Linked DNA regions of Homo sapiens: region 1 is linked to region 2. The links are chromatin contacts, found by Hi-C or POLR2A ChIA-PET in ENCODE. All regions are on one chromosome and are shown on one strand. Each heading gives the region's core, a stretch centred on a gene start or an enhancer-like site at or near the end of the contact. The rest is flanking DNA. Distances are from core to core; before and after follow the strand shown. Region 1 holds the start of SSPN (sarcospan). Region 2 overlaps RASSF8 (Ras association domain family member 8).

Region 1 (4,346 bases), core at 756-3,255, 150 kb after region 2:
GCATTTTGTTGTTTTGTCATTTGGGTTCTTCTCAGTCAGGCCCAAGTCAGGTGGGTGTCCTGGTATAACGCCAGTTTTTATTTGTCTGTTCACAATAGAAAGCCCTTGTGGTGTGATGGCCCCAAAGCTGACCATAAACTTGCCTCAGCCACTCTGTTTTTCTGGTAAGAGTGAGTGCTATTTCTACTGCCTCTGCATGGAACTGGGATGTGTGGTTTAGATTCTGTTTTCTAAGCAAATGTATTTGTTCCCTGAACCATTATTTTTCTCACTGGTCCAGATGGAAGGCATAAGGAGAACACCTAAGTTCATAAAATAAGTAAGGGTGAAGTACATACTTTTTGTCTTCAAAGTTACTTTTGTGGGGACTTGGCAGTTTACAAAAAGAGCTGATGATGATTAGTTTCTAATTCTAAAGCAAACAGCAGGGAATTGGATTTTCTTTAAATTTTCCAATAGCAAACAAGCTAGGAGTAGCCTTTATCCTAACATCTTGGCAACATCACTTATTTTTGAATATAGCTTTCTGAATGTTACAATGACCATACCAAAGGAGATATAAATACCCCCAAAGTGATGGGATCATTTTTTAGTGGTTTCGCTGAAATTTGCTCTAAGTGCTACTGAGTAGAGGTATGCGGGAATAAGAATAATCAGTTTTATTGATTTCTTCTGTGACTCTGGGCCAGGACCAAGTCTATTTTGAACATCTTTATATCCTAGCACATTGTAGGTGCTTTAAAAATAACTCTTAAATATTGACTGAGTAAAAGCGTCTATCTCTAAGATGGTCAATCCAATCCCCCTAAGCACTGTTGTGGAGATGAGTGAAGACTAACTAGGAGTCTTGCTCTGTCGCCCAGGCTGGAGTGCAGTGCCATGATCACGGCTCACTACAACCTCTGCCTCCCAGGTTCAAGCGATTCTCCTGCCTCAGCCTCCCGAGTAGCTGAGACTACAGGTGCGTGCCACCACGCCTGTCTAATTTTTGTAGTTTTAGTGGAGACGGGGTTTCACCATGTTGGCCAGGCTAGTCTTGAACTCCTGACCTTGTGATCCGCCCACCTCGGCCTCCCAAAGTGTTGGGATTACAGGCGTGAGCCAACAGAGCTTTTAAAAACAAATACACGTGAGAGGCCGGGTGCATGGTGGCTCACGCCTGTAATTCCAGCACTTTGGGAAGCTGAAGCAGCAGGATCCCTTGAAGCCAGGAGTTCAAGACCAGTTTGGACAACATAATGAGATCCCATCTCTATGAAAAAAATTTTAAAAAATTAGCCAGATGTGGTGGTGATTGCCTGTAGTCCCAGCCACTTGGAGACTGAGGAGAGAGAAGCTGTTGAGTCCAGGAGTCTGAGGCTGCAGTGAGCTAGGATGGTGACAATGCACTCCAGCCTGGGCAACACAGTGAGCCCCTGTTTGGAAAATAATAATAATAATTAATAACATATGTGAAAGAGAGTTCACAATTAGTCCAATATCTTTAGAAAGATTCAAAAACACCTAAATGCGAAAAATGCCTTTATTCATTTGTCAGCTGGATTACAGAAAGTAGGAAGAAAAGAGCCTGTGCCTCTGTAGGAAAGTAACAACGACTTAACTTCTGGAAATGACTTCGCAGCTTAGAGCCCAGCAGTGCCTATTTTGGATTAAACTGTGTATTAATTAAGCTCAAACGATTTCAACATTCATCACCTTGCATTGCACTTCACAGAAAGCAAAACCAAAACAATCCTGGAGTTTTGAGTGAGGAAAACAGACGCCCCGCACTCGCACACGCGCGCACTCGCAGCCTGTCTGAAGTGCAGAGGTTCAGGCGGCCAAGGGACCCGCGCCGGTTTCCGCGGGCGACCTGCAAATCCTGCCCGGGGCCCGGCAGGCGCTGCGTCCCGGCGCGTTGGCAGTTGGCGACCCCCCTCGAATCCCCCCTCTGCTGCGGGCTCCCCGTGGCCTTTGGAGGCTCGGTGAGTCGGCTCCAAATGTTTTCCATATTTGTTCAGCCTCCATAATTCGAATACCAGGGCAGGCCGAGCCAGCCGTGCGCCGCGCTCCAGGGCCCAGGGCGCCGCACACGCACCCACCCACCCACCCAGCCTCGCAGCGCCATGGGCAAGAACAAGCAGCCACGCGGCCAGCAGAGGCAGGGGGGCCCGCCGGCCGCGGACGCCGCTGGGCCCGACGACATGGAGCCGAAGAAGGGCACGGGGGCCCCCAAGGAGTGCGGGGAGGAGGAGCCCCGGACCTGCTGCGGCTGCCGGTTCCCGCTGCTGCTCGCCCTGCTGCAGCTGGCCCTGGGCATCGCCGTGACCGTGGTGGGCTTCCTCATGGCGAGCATCAGCTCCTCCCTGCTAGTCAGGGACACTCCATTTTGGGCTGGGATCATTGTAAGCATCAAGTCTGTTTTGCCTAAGCGCGTTTGCCAAACAGGAATGCGAAGTCGCATGGTCGAGTTGAGACTAACCCAGCTGCATGTGCCCTTCCCCGGGTTCACTCTTCTAACTCGCGCTCTGCTCGGTGACTGATGCGTGGGGCACTGGGTTTTCCCGGGCGGGGCAGGGCTGGACGCGATAGGGCTCCTGCCCCTCTCCTGCTCGCGGCTCCCAGCGCCTCCACGGGGCCTGACTCTGACGCTCTGGAGCTGGGGAGTTCATTTCAAAAGCTGCTTATTTTGGTCAGACTGAACAGCCTCAATAACAACAGCGGATTCATTCGGGCTTTTTCCTTATCCTGTTACCCAGACCCCACCCCTGTCCTTAAACAAGTGGCAAAAAGTGAATTAAGTTCATCTAGTGAAAGCAGGAGAGGAGAAAGCCTGTACTTGGAGTTGCCACATTGAGTAGCATTCATTTTATGTTTTAAACTGAGGCTCCATTAGTAAGTTTCCTGAAATGATGGGCTAAGGCAGGAAATGCGAATACAGCAAGCACAGCCTTAATCCACTGGAGTCTAAAGTGGGATAAACCCAGGGCGCTGGCCATGGCAGAAGTATATTTGGGACTCCACCGATGGATGTACTGTTCTAAGTTGAACAGTACTCAGCTGTTGTGAGTGTTGAAACATGTAGCATACTTGGCTTGATTAAATGAATTCTTTAATGTAAAACGGGTGCCACTTACTGAATACCTACTGTGTGCTCGCCCTGCTAGAGGCCTGACACATATTATTTCTAATCCCCACATCGTCCTGATGGGATCGTTTTAATCATTCTCACTTCTCAAATGAGGGAACCCAGGCCAGACTCACCCAGGGTCATGAGTGGGTAAAGCATTCAGCCATGCTGATTCCTCTTTATGCTAGACTATATCTGCGTTTTCCTCATTGAACCACACTGCCACCACATTTGGTTTGTAACTTTAATATTATGTTATATTACAGTGTCTTGTAGCATATTAAACTCTTTCACATGCATTATTTCATTTGAGCCACGAAACAACACTTTGAAGTGGGAACTGTTATTCCTTTTGGATGTGAGGAAATAGGCTAAGAGAAGTTAGATGACATTCTCAAGCCCAGAGATTGAATGTGGTCGAATCAAGAGAGACTAGAAATGACATTTTTGACTCCTTGTCTCATATTGCATCCTTACTGCTATTACTGACCACAGGAACTGTAACTCACAAAACGTCCCTCAAAATAATTTTGTATCAGGGACAGACATTAGAGAGACCTGATATATATGCATCGATGGAGGTATTTCCTAATTAAGATTATTTGAATACACAATTTTTGCATAGTAATTTAAAACTTTAATTTTTGTACTAAGAATTCCCATGAAATTACCATGATTGGAGTTTTCTAAATCAAGTGATTTTAAAAATAGCTTTTCAGTAAGATATACTGGGTATTTCAGGCACCTCAATGACGATCCACATACCCAGGGGGAAAATATGTCTGTCCTTTAATGCCAGGGGAATTAAAACAAACAAAGAATGAAGCTCTTTCATTCAGTGTTTTTAAATATCATTTGCAAATGTGTTCCCCATCCTTCCTTTATTGCAGCTTCAAAAGCTCAGCACCAAAGAGGCAAATTAGATGGAGAAAAAACTTATTTTAGGGTTTAAGGCATGAACATAAAAACCATGCAACTCAGAAATTTTATGAACTAAAGCTCCTGTGGGAGATGATGTTCCTAATTGCCCTGGAAGCTCCCTGGGTGTTGCACAAAGGGCATTATATACAGCCAGGTCTCTGCTCTTTCTGGTTTTCTTTTTTATCATCTAGGATTCATTTGAAGTTTGCTCTCAGTACATAGCCCTGATGAAATCTGTCATCTTAGATTTTCTTTCAACTGAGAATCTATGTAGAGGAGAGCAGCTAGTAGAGATGTCCTGAGACTAGTGAGGAGG
Region 2 (4,180 bases), core at 1,336-3,835:
CTTCCATATCCTTAAAGCATTTAATATTTTATCAACTGAATAAGTATAGTAAAGAAATTTTAAGAAACATTAAAGTTTTCTGCTTTGCCTGCTGTGCTCATTAAATTTTAACATTGAAGTCCAATAGAAGTTTTGTAGTCTAGCAGCCACTCTGACTCATGAGTCAGGGGCTCAAATTTTCCTTAATCTTACATATTTGTTTTATTACCGTTTCCTCACAAAATTATTTTATTTTGTCTTTGAAGTATTTCCATACCAACTTAGCTTTAAAAATGTATACCTGCAAAGGAATATGCTTTGATATGTGACATTTGGCTCTTTGAAGCCACCACTGTAGTCCTCACAATGGACAATGTTTTGTTGAAAAGTTTTCACATTTACTTTATTGTAACTATAGAAATGTTCTTGTTTGTCAGGATTTATGGGCTCAATATTTACAATACCATAAATGAGAAGTCCATAGTCATCTTGGTTTCATGGATAAAAAATAAATGTCTTTTTATCCCCTATTAAGTAGAATGGTGGATTTCATTGCAAAATGTTAAATATTAAATATGTAAATAATTCAAGTAGTTTGATTTTTAAATATTAAATTAAGGAATTAGATTCATTATACCTGAATGGTGACTGGAAGGTAACGAACTTAATTTGCCATCTCTTACGTAGACAAAAAGTCCCTAATCAGGTGGCCCATACCTATTCAGGTGTGCAGAAGAAAAGTGATTCTATTTTTGGCAGACAGATTTTAATGGAAAGGACATAGATTTGGGCGATCAGATAACATCTGGATTCAGACTGGAGCTCTATTCCTGCTTTACTGAGATGAGAGAGACTGGAAGGAGCAGTTTTCACCAGGAACCTCAGGGGTTGTATATTCCTAAGTCTGATTTGAACACCACCTCTTTCTTCTCCTTATTTCTGTGGCAACAATTGACTAAATTTATATCATTTGGTTTAGTAGTGTTGGAAATTATAATTCCCATGGTCACATTTACTTGATTACTTTCTCTCCTAAGCCAGAATTAGTGATTACAAATGTCCTTGCAAACTTTGCTAATAACTTTATTTCATGAATAGAAGTAACTGTGTCACTAGTGGTTCTGAGTGTTAGATTTGCATCTGCCACTTACTGGGTGGGTAACCCTGAGTAAGTTACTGATTCTCTATGCCTGCATTTCCTCTTTTGTTTAATAATTCATGTCACATAGAGCAACAGATGAGTATTAAAAGGATTAAATATCTGTTCTGCCTTGGTGACAGCCAAAAAGATTTAAAAAATTTTTTAAAGGATTAAATAAAAGGGTGCCTGGGCACAGTGGCTCAGGGCTATAATCCCAGCACTTTGGGAGATCGAGGTAGGAGAATCACTTGAGACCAGAAGTTCAAGACCAGCTGGGCAACATAAGGAGACCCCATCTCTTTAAAAAAAAATAGTATTTATATAAAACAGTCAACATTGCGTCTTTCACATAGTAAGAATTCTTGTTGCTAGATTCAGTAAAAGCAAGGTGTTACCATTTGGCTAGTTAGTTTTCAATGAAGGTACCAATGTGTACCTGCTTAAGGAGAAATATCACAGATATAGTTATACTTAAATCTACCTTAAAATATCACCAAGTTTTCACTAATTTTGTTTTTCCATAGGAGTGTATTATACTCACTGTCAGTTTTCTCATGATTTGTGAAAGAAAGCCATGAAATAGCACATGTAGTAGAAAGCATAATTTAATTGATGGCAGAGTTCAGGGATTTTCACATGAAGACTTTGAGAGTGTGGTCTCTAATCCCAGTTCTGAGAGCTTTAACGGGAGTTAAACCATCATAGAACTTGGCACTGCACACATGCCTCAGATCATCTCTGGAGGGTTGCAAAGTAGTCTGGGAACCTAACAGAAAGTATAATTGCAAAACAGATGGCTTTTTATGTTCCTTTTTATAATACTGCAGCAAGAAATGGAGCCCAATGGTATATTATTTTTATATTTCTTATTTATGAGATTTTGTGCCAGGAAGGTCAAATTGTAAGGTCCCATATTGTTCCACCTTCCATAAACATTTAAGAAAATTAGCAAGAACAGACCACACACAGTTTTTTCTTGCTAATGTTCTTATATCAATAATAACTCATTTTATGATCTCTTTTAACTAGAATTCTTGAGAGGGGCAACTCCCTCAACATCTTCTGTACTGGGCCCTTTAATATATGTAAAACTTAATCATTTAATTTCAGTTTTCTGAATAATCTAAAGTAGTTTTGTGCAAAGACTGGCTCTGCCGTCACCTGTGCATGGGACCTTGATCCTGTGTATAACCTGGCCAGGCCTCAGCCTTCTATGTTCAGTGAAATGACTGTACTAGTTGATGACCAGTGGGCTGCCAGCTATGAAAGGCGAGACATATTAATGCTTTGAATGAAACTATGTCGACTTAGCTGGTAACTACCGTCTCTAGCAGCAGAGAGGCCTGGACAAAAGAGCACCAGCAGGAGATCCACCTGCCTGGGTCCCTTCAGGGCTGCCCTGCCATCAGGGGTCAGATTGTAGGCATGGCTTCAAAGACAGCCACACTGTGAAAGTTTAAGAGTTTGTAGTACTTACTGACCCTGGGGGGTACACAGCACGCCTGGAGGCCACATGTAGGTAGGTCAGGTTGCAAGCAGGTAGAGAGAAAGGGAGCTGGCAAGTAGCATTCTATTTTGGGTAATGAAATGTGAGTCACAGGCAGATGCCGTAAGGGTCCATTTAAAGGAAGCGGCTAGAAAGCAGGAAGCCCAGTCCATGAGGCAGGAGAGATACCTCCAAGTTTTTATTCCTGGCCACTGGCTGGAACCATTTGGGTAGGCTGTAGTACTGGAAACTATGTCAAGGGCAATTGAGCCGGGTTGACTTATATTTAAAAATGGATGCTGAGGCAGCATAAAATTAAAAGCACTCACTGTGCACTGTGCTGATCCATTTGGTTTCCGGGAACTCTGAAATGCATAACCTTTTACATGCCTGGAGAAAGTACCATCATTCACCCATCCCTGACATCTCTAGGTATGAGAAGCTGACAGCTTCTTTAGAGCCTTCACCAGGTAGAACCAAATGTATTTTTGAGTGTTGCTGGTAGGCTTATGACTTGGGAAGAAGAATATAGCAAGGCTGGAGTGGTAGAGAGGAGGGGGAAAAAAAGAAAAGAAAGATGCATATGCTGAGAATAATGGCATTTGTGTGGAATGGTGGATTCCAGTTAGAGGTGACTCAGGGCTACTAGTACTGGAGAGATTGGGCCCATCAGGAATTGTCTTGTAATGAGGGCTACAGGGCCATTGGAAGCCCTGACCAAGACTGAATTGTACATTTCTGTGTGTTGCTCTCCATTCATTCCTTTGCACTATTTTCATTTTTCATACCTCCCAAGTGGCTATTTTTTCATGCCACTCATGGCTCTCTCTAGCCTCTCTGTGCCTTCTTCCTCTCTCACCTTTTTGTTTTTGTTTTGTTTTTTGTTTGTTTGTTTTGTTTTGTTTTGTTTTTTTCAGACGGAGTTTCACTCTTGTCGCCCAGGCTGGAGTGCAATGGTGCATTCTTGGCTCACCGCAACCTCCACCTCTCATGTTAAAGCGATTCTCCTGCCTCAGCCTCCCTAGTAGCTGGGATTACAGGTGCCCACCACCATACCCAGCTAATTTTTTTTTGTATTTTTAGTAGAGACGGGGTTTCACCATATTGGCCAGGCCGGTCTCGAACTCCTGACCTCAGGTGATCCGCCTACCTTGGCCTCCCAAAGTGCTGGGATTACAGGCGTGAACCACTGTGCCCAGCCCTCCTTCATCTTTTTTAAGGTATGGTGTTCTGGGCTTAAAATCCCAAGCTAAATACTTGCCTTGTAAGTGCACTTCTGTCAGATAGATGTCACAGAAGAATTCAGTCTAATAAGCATGTTCTTGTGTTTCCATGGGGTATTAGAATGATTTTACAAAACATAACTTGGAAGGGATGGGAAGAAATGACTTTTTAGTGGTGTTGGCTAGTAAATTAGATTAGTAAGAGGAATTATTCTGAAGCTGGGCTAATTTTTGAGATGAGCCTTTGATTATTGAAAACATATCTCTTAGTTTTCTAAAACAGGTAATTTTACATAAAGATTTTGTTTTTCCTTGAATTACAATTACTACATAAAAATCTTACATTTCCAC

Evidence for each region. Hi-C counts contacts between places; a loop is a spot of excess contacts on that map. ChIA-PET counts read pairs that join two places held with the same protein, here RNA polymerase II (POLR2A). Pooled maps may share reads with other maps.
Region 1: a loop to region 2 is called in a pooled map of gastrocnemius medialis, with 2.1 times the contacts of the local background. The contact joins the promoter of SSPN here to the enhancer-like site in region 2. A Hi-C loop is called at or near these places in 1 of 50 pooled maps. POLR2A ChIA-PET finds 5 or more read pairs at or near these places in 4 of 52 experiments (H1, OCI-LY7, PC-9 and 1 more).

Annotation. Positions count from the first base shown.
Region 1 is chr12:26,193,568-26,197,913 of GRCh38, forward strand. SSPN (sarcospan) reads left to right here and starts at 2,006. Exons shown (of 3, transcript NM_005086.5): 1 at 2,006-2,384. The coding sequence starts at 2,106.
Region 2 is chr12:26,045,251-26,049,430 of GRCh38, forward strand. All of the region lies in intron 2 of RASSF8 (Ras association domain family member 8), which reads left to right. Among named protein-coding and RNA genes, the nearest start is that of BHLHE41, 78 kb to the right of the region's middle. RefSeq lists an enhancer at 2,193-2,792. Within about 2 kb of position 2,586, at least 3 of the 41 ENCODE cell types and tissues checked have a DNase peak (open chromatin) inside an H3K27ac peak, as active enhancers do.